Regions from separate parts of the Homo sapiens genome. Here all the other regions are linked to region 1. The links are chromatin contacts, found by Hi-C in ENCODE. All regions are on one chromosome and are shown on one strand. The core of a region is the stretch at or near the end of the contact, and the rest is flanking DNA. Distances in the headings are between cores, read along the strand shown. Region 1 holds the start of NBEA (neurobeachin). Region 2 has its middle 190 kb from the start of LINC02343. Region 3 holds the start of LINC02343 (long intergenic non-protein coding RNA 2343).

Region 1 (4,116 bases), core at 1,179-3,678:
ACAGTTTGAGATTTATCTTCTTTTAAAAAGAAATGGCAAGTACTGACCTCTTATTTGCAGCTAGTTAAAATTAAAACTCAAGAAAACTGTATTTCTAGTAGTGTTCTGAAAAGAACTTGGTTATATCAACTTAGTGACATTCCCTCAAACTTACACTGACTTTTCATGATGATTTATTTGAAAGGTACAAAAAAGTAAAAAGAGGTGTTTTGTTTTAAACAGCAATGAATATAACAAAGACAGATAATCTCCTTTGACCTGACACACTAGCAAAAGGAAAAAAACAGCTTCAACTTTTCTGTGCATTTACGAGGTTCATAAACCGTAGACATTATCTAATGCATGTCTCAGGACACCACTGATGTAGCTGCAGCTTTCTCTCAGTTTTCCAATAGAGTAAGTAAAAATAATTGCTTAGCTGAAAAATGACTGCATGGGTGTTACAAAGTACCCCTGTAAGCATATTGTTATATTCCTGTGACCCCACACCAAATACAATACTCAACTGATTGCTCTCGATTTATGTCTTGCCTCCCAAAGCCCAACCTTACAGTATGTCAAAGACTAGATCTATTGCAGAGAAAACTGTTTAAAAAGCTTGGCTGCATTTAAAAACAAAACAAAACAAAACAAAACCTCCATTTACAAAGCACTAAATATGAACTACTGTTAATTATCCTCAATGTATGATTCTCCTCTCCTTCTTTCCATTTCTTTCCCTGACATCTTAAACGCTTCTGAGCCTCTCTGTAGATAGCGCAAAACATTAAGTCATACACACTTCTGCAGTAACTCTTTCTTACCATGAAAGGAACCAAAACCTAGGGCTGCGTTTAAAACCTTTCCTTTAGTCTTTACCCACATGCCACACTACTGAAAGTAACCACAGAAATCAACCTGTGTGATTTGGTGTCCTCACACACCTTGTGTGCACAAAAAATGACTAAGAGATCAGTATATTCAGGGCAATATTACAAAGAAGGGACGGCTGCTTCTGAGATGGAGGGGGATGGATACAGACACAACACTCTCCATCATGGCCTTGGAATATTTAAAGACAGATGCAAAACTGCATCATTTTCTGTCTCCTTCGAAAACATCACACCCCAGCTGCTCAAGTTGGAAGCTAATGCGCTTCTCACATTTCAGCAGCACGGGGGAATTTAGGCTCCAGGGGCAAGGCTGTCATCCTCGGAGAGCGACACCAAGGACAATTAAGTGTGAGAAAAAGAACCCCAGAGAACAGGAGGCCTCCTCACCTCCTAACTAAACTCTAAAGTCGACCCAAAACCTTCACCGCGGGTACTGGGTTACTCGCGGTCCTAAAAAGTGAGAAGAAGCGGTGTTAAGTTGGGCACTGCGCTCAGGTGGCAGGAGAGGACCAGAAAGAGGAGAGGAGGGAGGTGGCGTGGCTCTAGCAGCGCGCAGGCAGGTCACCCGCTGGGCAATACCGGCTGAACGCTCTGCGCTCCCAGGGACGCGCGGCGCGTGTGACCCTGGGGGTGAAGGGTGGGAGGGAAAGGCGCTGGGGACGGTGTATGTGGGGACTGGGGAAGCAGATTGAGAGCACGCCTTTTCCTTACCAGGTTGAGCACCGTCTCCACGATGTCCCTGTTGCTGACCTCTCCGACCTGTATGAGTCCAATCAACACTGCGAATTTCATCCGGATGTTGCGGATCGGCACCGAAGGGTTAATCATCCCCGCGGGGAGCATCACCGAGCCGGAGCCGGACGCCCCCCTTAGCTCCCCCATCCCGCTGCCCCCGGTGCCGCCACCACCGCTGCCCCCGCCGCCTCCGCCAGCGGCCCCGACGGCAATGAGCCCCACGGGCTGAGGCTCGAGCCCCGGGCCCGGGCCCGGCTTCTCGCTAGCCATTGGCCCCCCTCCTGAGGAGAAGGGAAGAGCAGCGGCGCTGCCGCCGCCGGTACCGTTATACCTGCCTCGGCCCCCGCCCCCCGGCCGTCGCCTCGGAGCCCCAGCATCCACCAGCGCCGCGGCGCCGGGCCCGCTCCCCGCCTGCGCCTCAGCCCGGCCCGCTCCGGCGCTCTCCCCCGCGGAGGCGGCGGGGGATCCGCAGGCTTATTCTCGGCGGTGGCGGTACCGCTAACCGCTGCCGGGCAAGCGGCTGTGCCCGCCCAGCAGGTGTGCCGCTGCCGCTGCCGCTGCCGCCGCCGCTGCCTCTGCTCTCTCCCTCTCCCGGTCTGTCCGGCCCGGCCCGCCCCCCGCGGAGATGCTGCAGCCGCTCCGAGAAGCCCGAGGACGCGAGCAGCTGGCCACGACGCTGGCCGGTGCTGAAGCTCAGGCTGTGGCCGATGCTATTGACGCTGCTGCCGCCGCTGCTACGGCCACCACTGTTGTTGTGAAGCCCCGACGCCGCCGCTCACTCCGCCATGTTGCCGCCCCCTGCCTGCGGTAGCAGCCACTGCGCCTGCGCACAGCCTCCGGGGGGGCGGAGCCCTCGGTGCACCCCCTCTTTTGCCCTGCCCTCCTTCTCTTCCCACCCACCCACCCCGACACCCCTCGTCCCTCCCCCAACCACCCCGAACGGATAGACAGGTGAGCAGGTGCATGGGGACTGCTGCCAGACACTGGGGCAAGCTGGCAGAGGCGGGGCGGGTAGTGGCTTCCTTGTGGTTTTTCCCTTGAGGGCGGATTCTCCCTTTGGGGAAGGACACAGTGTGCATGTCTTGCCTTCGCTGCCACCTCCTCCTTCTCTCAATATCCTCTTGCTGGGAGGAGGTTCCTCATCTCAGTTGTTGCATCCAGCTGCTGCTACTGCCAGTGCCACGTGCCTTGTAAGGTAGGGGAGTGGCAGACGACCTCTTTCTGCCCCTCCTCGCCCTTCCTCGCAGTCCTGTCCGCCTGCCCTCCCTAGAATTTCCCAAAGAAAAAGTGGCTGGCAAAGCAGAAACAAACGCGCGGGGGGGCGGGGGGGCGATCCTGCATTGTCGGGGGAAGAATACAGACGGAGTGTAATGGTGCTTTTTCTACAGCCATGAAAGAGGCTGACACCTGCACACTCAGGCACGACTTAAAATAGAACTTGTCAAACAGTGATCCTCTCTGGATCAAGCTCGGAACAACAAACAGCTCTTGAACTCGCCTCCCAGCCTAAAAAGACTGCAGTGTGTGACACTGTGGGGTAGTTTGGTGGGAACGACAAATCCCACACTTTCAAAATCCTGACAATCCTCAGGTATGATGCCAATTATTAATGTTTCCTTTTTTCACAGGCACGTACAATTCAGAGGACTTTCGAAATTATCTAAAAACATGGGTGATTCTCACTGCCAGCCTTGTCTGTGAGAAAAGTACATATCTATGTCTGCACAGATACGAGACAAAAAATAAACCTTTAATTTTTAAAAATTAAAATGTACACAGTAATCTTGCTGTTAGTATTGAATTAAAACTAAATAGGCATGACTGTTCCTTGAAAGGAATGATATAATTTTCTTTAATATTTCATGAGGTCTTCCCTTTTCAATAAAGATTATTGCAAGTCACCAGAAATATTAGGTATCTTGAGGTATATTCAGATCGTTTTAATTGTCCTCTCAAATGAAAAAGGTCAATATACAAATCCACCATAATCAGTTTTGTTATTATTCATATTTAATTGGACCTGCCAGTCAAGTTAACTCCCAGGATATGGGAACACGGTAAAATTCTAAGTACCACAGGTTATAAAAAAGTTCCTCAAAACCAGTACTTAGGATGAATTCTTGGTTGCATGTCTGTTTGTTTAAACTTGCACCAAAGTGATTGAATTGTTAAAGTAGTTAAGCAAACACTTCTGAAAGCAGTGGTAACTAGCATGTCCATTTAAATTAAATGGCAATTGAATTATAAAATGCTAGAATGCTTGAAACTGTACGGGAAATTTACAAAACATACAAGTCATAATAGTATGACTTGAGATATACTATATAATTGAAAAATCCTGTAACGTTTATATCCTTCTACTACATTTTTGTCTGTCCCAAGTGAGTATCATCTGCTTTTAAGAGTACTGTTTCATTTGCAAATTTAAAATGATATCTTTGTAAAATACATAAATCTAGACTGAAAGGTTGTCACACTAAGTTTTTTTACCCACTGTGCATATATCTAT
Region 2 (4,116 bases), core at 690-3,189, 790 kb after region 1:
GCTCCAATCTGGTCTTTTTACTTCTCACAAAACTATATCTACTGCCAAACTTTGCCAGCTGAAATGGAGTTTTAAAGTCTAAGTGTGTTGAAGAGATGCACTTGAGTCTCCACTTGCCTCTTTCCTGCCCACCCTGCTATATTCCCAAGAGCATCTACCATCTTCAGGTCTTGTAAATGTATGATCCTCTCACTACTAATTTGGTGAAACTTGTAACTAAGAATAGGACATCATCTTTCTCCATGTCTTCTTTGCCTCCTTTTCATGTATAGAGGATCTTCTCTGCCTTGACTCTTCCAGGGACCTTGAGATACCATCTTTGTATGTATCTTCCAAAGAAACCCAAAGTAAAGGTAGAAGAGCAAATATGTGGTCAACTCTGGGGTTCAAAAAACGCTTATTAATGGCAAGAAGAAAAAAAGAAGGGAGGAATGAAGGAAGGAAGGGAGAGAGAGAAGGAGGGAGAAACAGAAACAATCCAATCCAGAGATCTATTCTTGCTGCCTTCCACGCCTATAGAAGGTGTAAAAAGCTTCCTCTGCACAGAGAATAGGCTCGTTCAATAGGGAGCAATTTCAAAACTCTGAGGAAAATGTAAAGGAATGATATAAGAAGTCAGTACTTCAGATACTCCTTCATACAGCTATAATATCAAGTCATATTTTTAAAAACGACTCCAGGAAAAAAATGTATTTTTTCTCAGGAAGATTTATTTTCAGATAAATTTACTTTAGACTTTCTTAAAAACTCTGAATCCATGAAAGGCTGATTTTTATGGTAGAATTATGTACTTCCTTTGCAAGGATGTGAGCTTATTGAACATAAGGTTAAAAGGAAAATAAGACCTCAGAATTTTCTTACCCTTTAAAAACACACAATGTTTTCATGCCCTTTTGATGAAAAGTGTTGGTGGCGTAAAAAAACTAAGGGTACAAAATACCTAATAGAAGCTCATGAAAATTTAAAATTCATTAGTTGGGAACTTACGATAGTTTTGACACTGGCTAGGTTGACGTTGTTGTTGTTGTTGTTGTTTTTCCATTGCCTGTGATAAGGTATTTTGAAGCTATTAAAAAATACAAATAGGTATTCAGGGGAAGTAGTTAACTCTTTAAGAGCAGAAACTTTTGGAGTATTTTGCCAGCATCTCTTTACTGACAAACAGTATTACCATTATTTTCAAACTCATTCAATGAACCAAGTTAGATGAGAGCTTCTACACCATTGTGTGGGACTAATTGAGATTCTGGGTGGCCTGAGAATGGAAAGGCTCCTGTAGGTGCCATCTGTGTCTCTCACTTTGGGTACATTAACTTCTCTCTCCACCCTCCATGAGTTGCAGAAAAGCTGCTCTCTGAGAAGCTCGCTGTCTCCACCGTCCTGGGACCTACTAGCTCTGAGAGGGGAGGAACTGGGCTTACTGATCTTTTATTGGCAATGTCCATCATACAGTGAGTACTAAACATGTGAGCCACTATTATGTAAGTATATGTCATAGATTTACTTGCATTTTATTTTGAAATATCAATTCCATTTTTCTCTTCTTCATTCCTGCATCCTTCCCCTATCCCCCAGTCATTCCAAATGTGCCCAGCATTTAGCACAGCTCTGTTGGCCAAAACATGGATCAATTGCTTATTTTGGACAAACAAAGAACTTCATTCCTTCCTAGCAGATGTGTGTCTGTAAATAACCTCAAGAATAACCTTAAGAAATATTTTTTCTCTCTCTCTCTAATGACATTTAAAGAAATGAGGCTTTCTAGATAACAGGCTCCACGGCCATGTGAGCACAGTGTCTACACAGGTGGCTACTGCCCAGCCCTCAGTGGTCTCCTTAGAAACCAGCCTCTCTGCACGGTGAGTCAGAGGCGGCAGGAGGAGCTGGGCAGTGAGTCATGTCAGGAAACGGCATGCTCCGTGTGCGAGCAGATGCCGGTTTATTTCACTGATTCATTTCCACCTACTTCCTCCTACCTCTGTCTGCACTCTCAAATGAACAGAAAGTTCATTCATCTCGCCTCTTGCCTGTGATGCTACATGCTCCCCCTATTTCTCGGAATGCTTACCATAGGCCCCACAATGCTGGATGCCGTACAGATCAAGCCACCCCTGTTCTCTGCGATGGGACACTCTAAGAAGGAGGTGTCACCCACATTGTCATCCCTGGTTTTCAAGTTAACTGCCATGACGGACTTCATGATGAATTTGTGGATTTTCTCACAAGCCCTCACACCTCTGTCCTTTGAGCATTTTGTCAACAGTGGACAACTGCTGTGATTCTTAACACATTTAAAAAAAAAAATGTGATCGCCTGTAGTCAAGTTTCCCTGCTTTGGAAGGGAAGGGGATCCATTTTTCAACTCAGAATTAGAGGATGAACCTGTTAACAGGGAGAGGCTGAGAAGAGAAAAAATGGGGAGTTAAATTCAGCTCTAAACGCTATGGAGAATCAATAAATATCGACAGGCAAGGGGGCAGAAGGAAGGAGAGAGGTTTTGCCAACCTCAACTGATATCTGTTAATAATACCAAACAGCAATCTGTCATCAGCCTGGCAACACTGGATTTTCCCCAAGGAAAATCCAGGGTCCCCTCCCAGCAGTTCTTGGAGAAAGAGCTTAGAGTTCTGAGTTCCTGGGAGAGGATGGACTGTAGGCGGGATCAGAGTACTGAGATCCTGACAATTAAACCTGCTTACATTTTCCCTGCGTGCAGACATGGTGTTTGGAAACAGCAACCTCCAGTCATCTTGCTTAGCTCTTTGGGGTTCTGGTCATACATACATCTTTCTAAACTTCAAAAGTCTATGCAAGCACACTGACCTGGCAGGTTATTTGAATTCTTGTTCTGGTTTACAAGTCTTTCTAAGACATTTACACCAGAGCTAGAAGAAAGAGACCGGATTTTGGAAATTGCTCACAGGTTCGAGAGAGGATTACCGGAGCACAAGAGCCGGGCGGAGGTTGTCTACTTTTTCTGCTAAATTGCACAGTAGATTCTTTCAGACCTTGAGGAAGAGATTAGAGAAAGATAAATCAGAGTGTTATAACCCTGTGCTGAGTCACAGCTCTGAGGTTCTTTTATATTGCTGGAGGCAGCTTTCAAAATCCGCTGTTTGCGTGTGGCTAGAATAAGGATTTGTCCCTCAGTCTCAGGACGTATCCTGGTCGTGTCTAGTCCTTCAACCTATAATTCCAAATCAGATGAAATTTCTCTCCAGATATTGTGAAAAATACTCTCTATATCGCAAGGTTTTTTTTTTTTTTTTCCTAATGTGTAAACATTTCTCTACCTGGCATATCAGCAAGGCAAAGACCCAAATATTAATTGTCCTTCTCCTGATTGTGTGTGAGTCACAGGACTAAGCTCTGTGGGGTAAGAAACAAATTTTTGAAGACACAGTCTCTTGCTTCCAGGTAGTTGGTCCCAAGCTAATAATAATAGGTACCATCTATTGCAGTCTGCTGTGAGCCAGCCATTTCACATTCATTATCTTATTTAATCTTTCAAATAAATAAATCATGTGTTGTGATTTATGCTATCTTAATGGGTTAAAAAATCATAGTCAATTCTTCTGGTTCTGTTGAAATGTATTCATGCAGGTAAACATCTTTAATCCCATATTAAAAAATTAAGTTATTAAAATAAACGCAAATTAAAATGTAAGAATGTGAGTAGCTTGCAATGTAACAGGGCCAGTTTCTTCTTCATTTTACAGCTATAGAAACTGAAGTTCAGAAAACTTAAGTAAAAATGGCAAAATCCCAATTAGAACTAAGCCTTTGAGTCCAAATTTGAGTGTTTTCCTTTATACCACATTGCTTCCCTGTTCTAGTTTTAGAAACAACATAAATTCTTGAGAAGTTAAATAAAAATACAAAATTTAATGTTATGTCAAGTTAATTCAGGACATGCTACAAGACAGCAGAAAATAAATTTCCAAATGTGCAAGTAAGAGGATGCAGCCCCTACTGAGAGGGAGCCTAGCAAATTTGAACTAGGCCTTGAAAGTAAAATTTGGATACCTTGAATGCAGGGGTGGAGGTCAGTATTTTTCAAGTTTCCCTTTCTTTTTTTTCCTTTTTTTTAAAGAAATACTATTTGATATCTTTTAT
Region 3 (4,116 bases), core at 856-3,355, 590 kb after region 1:
ACACACTTCTATGACAGCCCCTTGGGTATCTGCTACCTCTTCTTTCCCCCGCAAGGCCTAGGATGGAAACAGGAACTGCCTTTACCAGCTCTGGTCTCTTGCACTATCTCCTGTGATTTTCCTACCCCTTGCTCATGACTTTGTAATAATTCCATTTATTAGCCTTAACTTGTCCCAATTTTCTGCCAAGATGTCTCTGATACACAGACCAACTGAAGTAATGGGACCCTAAAGCAAGTCTAAACCCATTTGTATGTGATTTTTCTCCATTGAAAGTTATGTAATACCAGACTTCCTTGCTCACAAGAAAGTTGTCAAGGCACAATGAGAAAGTAGACGAAGAGGCTCTGGAAGCGTTAAAATAAAAAGGCAATTCAACGGTAAGATGCTAATGCACCTTATACAATATCATCTCTGTATCTTTTCAGCTATAATAACAGGCAAGAGTAAAATGCTTAGTCACTTACTATCCCAGGAAAGTGGATCCTGTGCTTTCTGGGATGTTCATTAGGCAGCATCTTGCTTTCTACCAATAATTCAGCTGAGCATGAAAAATGTGTTGCACAAATTCCAAACTTCATCAGAACATCCCCACACTTGGCTGGGTGCCCTCCATTTTGTGGACACAGATGTCCAGTTGCTGAGACAAATGAGTCACACTGGAAATCAGTAAGTGCAATAAAACCACACTTGACTTTCAGAGTGCAGCTTGCTTGGAATGCATGGTTTTTGACCAAACTCAAGGAAGAACTTTACTGGGCATTCCAGGAAAGAGCCTCTTCTGGCTTAGGATAAAACAGTCCTTGAGGTGCCTCAGCACCCAGCATTCACAACACTCTAGGGTATACATTCCCATTGGGGCACCTCTCCATATCCTTTGCCCTGGCCATGGGCTTGCCCAGTGAGGCACAGGGATGTTTGAAGTCCTGGGTGAGCAAGCATGAACACAAGGGTTAAGCCGTCCTACCCTGTTTTCTCAGGTGATTGTTCCATACTCAGATTTTTCAGTATTGTGTGTTGATTGCCACATACCCCAAGTCTAGGTTCATCCATTTAATGAAATGTACCTCACTGGCTACAGCACTCACAGGTTTGAGCTAAGCAGGAAGAAAATGTATAAGGTGTAGCAGGTAGGTACTTTCTTGCCTGATGCATTCCACTCCTTTGATAAACAGAAACAAACAAACAAACAAAAAAAAACAAAACAAAACTGAAGGCTAGGAATAGGGTTGGAGAGCAAAGAGGAAGATCGAATTTTCTTGGACATTTTGCTGTGGAGTAGAAAGTAGAGAAGTAGAGAGCAGGAACACAGATATTTGGCACAAAGGAGGCTTTGACTTGCTAGGTACATTCTACAAAGTTTGGGGGGCTCTCTCTGGAAGGGTTCCAAGCTTGGGTAGCATCTCTGCATATCAAGGTCTCCCTGGTCTTATGTCCTTCAGACTAGACTCGAAAGTCTGATTGTTTCAGCAATGCCTCAAGGCAATGTCTTACCACCCATTTCACACGCAGTTTCTGGAATAGCCTCCTCACCTCATCTGTCTTTCTTCTCCTCCTTTACCATAGCAATAGGGACCTGAGTAGGGAGGATGCTCTGTGTCCCTGGTTCCCTCCATCTTCTTGGAAGAGTCTGGTCCCTCTCCTGATAGAGTTTCAGGTTTGCCCTGATGATCTAGATGAAGCAAAGTGTGGTGACACTTCGCTGAATGCTCTGTCAGTGTGCCTAGAAATAGAGTCTCTATCAGGGCCGTTTGCTTCCTATCACACTCCAACTGGCAAGCAGGTGGATTCTCTCACTTAGCAGCTGGCTCCCATCTGCCCCCTGTCAGTCTGCAAATATTACCCGAGTTAAACGCAAATTTCTAGCAGTGATGTGCACAGCCACAAAAAACATATGGATTCAAATATATACTTTTGAAAGTGACACCTTAGTTCAGTCATTTAAATTCGTTAGCTCAAAGATCGGTTTCATTAAAACTCCCACTTCTGCTAAACAGAAATCATGCTGACGTCAGGCACTTACCTCAATTCTCAGAAGTTGAGCAGGTCTAAGCCATCCTGTTCAATACACAATTCCCTTCAGTTTCCCTTACAAGACCTCAAACAAATGTCCAGGAACTGATTCAGGATATATGTTCTCCTCGGAAACCGGTTACTCAAGTTCTTGGTGGCTAATTACAAATACAGTAAACAAGGGACTTCACAGGGGAATCATTCAGTCGAAGCCAGCAAGGGAACTGGTGACCTTCAGTGTCACAGAGCTGGACTTCAGCACAATTAGTTCTTACAAAACAGAAAGCACATGGATTAAAAGCCACAGACACATCCTGAAGATACTTCCCTTATTTGTATACTTTTTAACTTTTATTTTAGGTTTGGGGGTACACGTGAAAATTTATTACATAGATAAACACATCATGGGGGTTTGTCATACGGATTATTTCATCACCTGGGTATTAAGCCCAGTACCCAATCGTTATCTTTTCTGCTCCTCTCCCTCCTCCCACATGTCCCTATTTCCTTATTTTAAGAAAACAACGCAGGTCATATCCCCACAGCTCTTCCTAAAGGTAGATGAATGAACTACAGGGTTCTATCAAAGACCCTCTGGGTCCAGAACTATGTGTGTCAGCTCTAGTTTACTAATCCCTTACTGAATGCATTTGACAGGATCTTTGCTGTTAACAGGGGACAGAGCAAGGACACGTGACATGTGACTTAACCTGTAAAATAACACAGCAGCTCCCATCCCCTGCTCCTCAGAGAGCTCATGTTGGTCTACAGGAGCAAGGATGTAGAGTCCCTTTCCCCTGTGTCTCCCTGAATGACTCTCACTTGGCCATAATTTACAATGAGAGGGTATACATGCTCATGGAGGATGCATATCTTTGCCTCTGTCTACCCTGACACTGGCCCTGTGGACTGGAAAGTCTTTGAGAAAATTGTGAGATCCTGGAATTGTGTGATTTCCTTCCATGCACCCAGGCTCTGAATCAGAGCCTAGACAGTGACCATCACTGGCCAGGGAGAGTCTAGAGGACATGTCATGGCTGTCATTTTTGTATCTCTTTTGTTAGATTCCTGATATCATTTATGGTCACAGGTCATTTTGCTGAAAAGGAGGAACGTGGGATCAAGTTCTGTGACTTCAGAGAAGAGTTGCGTGTACAAAACTTTGGGAGAGGATCACCACAGAGAGGTGATAAGAGCCTACTTGATCTTTTTCTTCTTCTTCTTAAAAGTGATAATATGAGCATAAAACTATTTACAGCTTTAAACAGCTTCAGTACTAAAGCGTGCATAACACATTCCTCTCAACTGAACAATACACAAGCAGGCATTCTGGAGATTTTATTGCAGCAGATTGGTGTGATTATAAGTAAGAAGATTGGCATAGTTAGCTCTCTGGAAAAAGACTTAACCCAGGTTAACACTTTAATACGAATAATTTTTTCTCTAGTTAAAAAAAAAGGTTTCTGAATGCATTTTCTTTGCTTAAACTCCACTGCATCTTACTGTATCCAATCCTACATCTTTGTCTTTATTCACATGTGTATATTCAATCCTATATCTCAAATATGAAAATTATCTCCATCCCTTCTTGCCCTGTTGTTGCCATGACTTGCAGAGCATCATCGTGCAGCTGTGGATGAATGGCCTCCTGGGGCTGTTTTCAACCTTATTTCCTTTTGCTACTGGTTAGTTTGATGCCCTAGGTTTAAGTGTTGGGATATTTGTGGTTTGGAACTTTTAAGATTTCATGTTAGTTTTTTATGGACTCCTATGCTTGAGATATGCATTCTTATCTAAAGAAAAAGATATGTTCTTGTTGACCTTCATATGACCCTCAGGAACAAAATTCAGGCTCTGGGCATCCGGGATTAAGTTTCCTAAAAAGCACTACTTCATGGGTTGACAGTTATGTGCCTTTCACATGAAAATTTCCTCTGCTGCTGAAAGAAAATGCGTAATTACCAGAGGAAATGTCACTTCACATGATGCACAGGTGATATGAGAAAAAATGTGCATTTGTGTAAAGAAACAAACATTCCCAAATACGCCTACCTCATTTGTGCTTCCTTAAGGGCAAAATGCCCTTTTGGGAAACAGACCTTT

Evidence for each region. Hi-C counts contacts between places; a loop is a spot of excess contacts on that map. Pooled maps may share reads with other maps.
Region 2: a loop to region 1 is called in a map of PC-9, with 3 times the contacts of the local background. The contact joins the enhancer-like site here to the promoter of NBEA in region 1. A Hi-C loop is called at or near these places in 3 of 168 maps with a recorded cell type or tissue (Calu3, PC-9 and endothelial cell of umbilical vein), 6 of 37 single-sample maps with no recorded cell type and 16 of 50 pooled maps.
Region 3: a map of PC-9 shows a loop between it and region 1 (3-fold over the local background). The contact joins the promoter of LINC02343 here to the promoter of NBEA in region 1. A Hi-C loop is called at or near these places in 2 of 168 maps with a recorded cell type or tissue (PC-9 and heart right ventricle) and 4 of 50 pooled maps.

What each region holds. Positions count from the first base shown.
Region 1 is chr13:34,940,582-34,944,697 of GRCh38, reverse strand. NBEA (neurobeachin) reads right to left here and starts at 2,428. Exons shown (of 59, transcript NM_001385012.1): 1 at 1,584-2,428. The coding sequence starts at 1,877. LOC124903231 (a long non-coding RNA gene) reads left to right here and starts at 2,508. Exons shown (of 2, transcript XR_007063908.1): 1 at 2,508-2,558; 2 at 2,996-3,377. RefSeq lists silencers at 788-877, 1,937-2,056, 2,497-2,566 and an enhancer at 2,737-2,846.
Region 2 is chr13:34,154,979-34,159,094 of GRCh38, reverse strand. No RefSeq gene overlaps it. Among named protein-coding and RNA genes, the nearest start is that of LINC02343, 190 kb to the left of the region's middle. RefSeq lists a silencer at 1,775-1,834 and an enhancer at 1,343-2,542. Within about 2 kb of position 1,939, at least 13 of the 41 ENCODE cell types and tissues checked have a DNase peak (open chromatin) inside an H3K27ac peak, as active enhancers do; they include PC-9 and endothelial cell of umbilical vein, where a contact is called at or near this core.
Region 3 is chr13:34,346,032-34,350,147 of GRCh38, reverse strand. It overlaps LINC02343 (long intergenic non-protein coding RNA 2343), which reads right to left and starts at 2,105. Exons shown (of 4, transcript NR_146542.1): 1 at 2,024-2,105.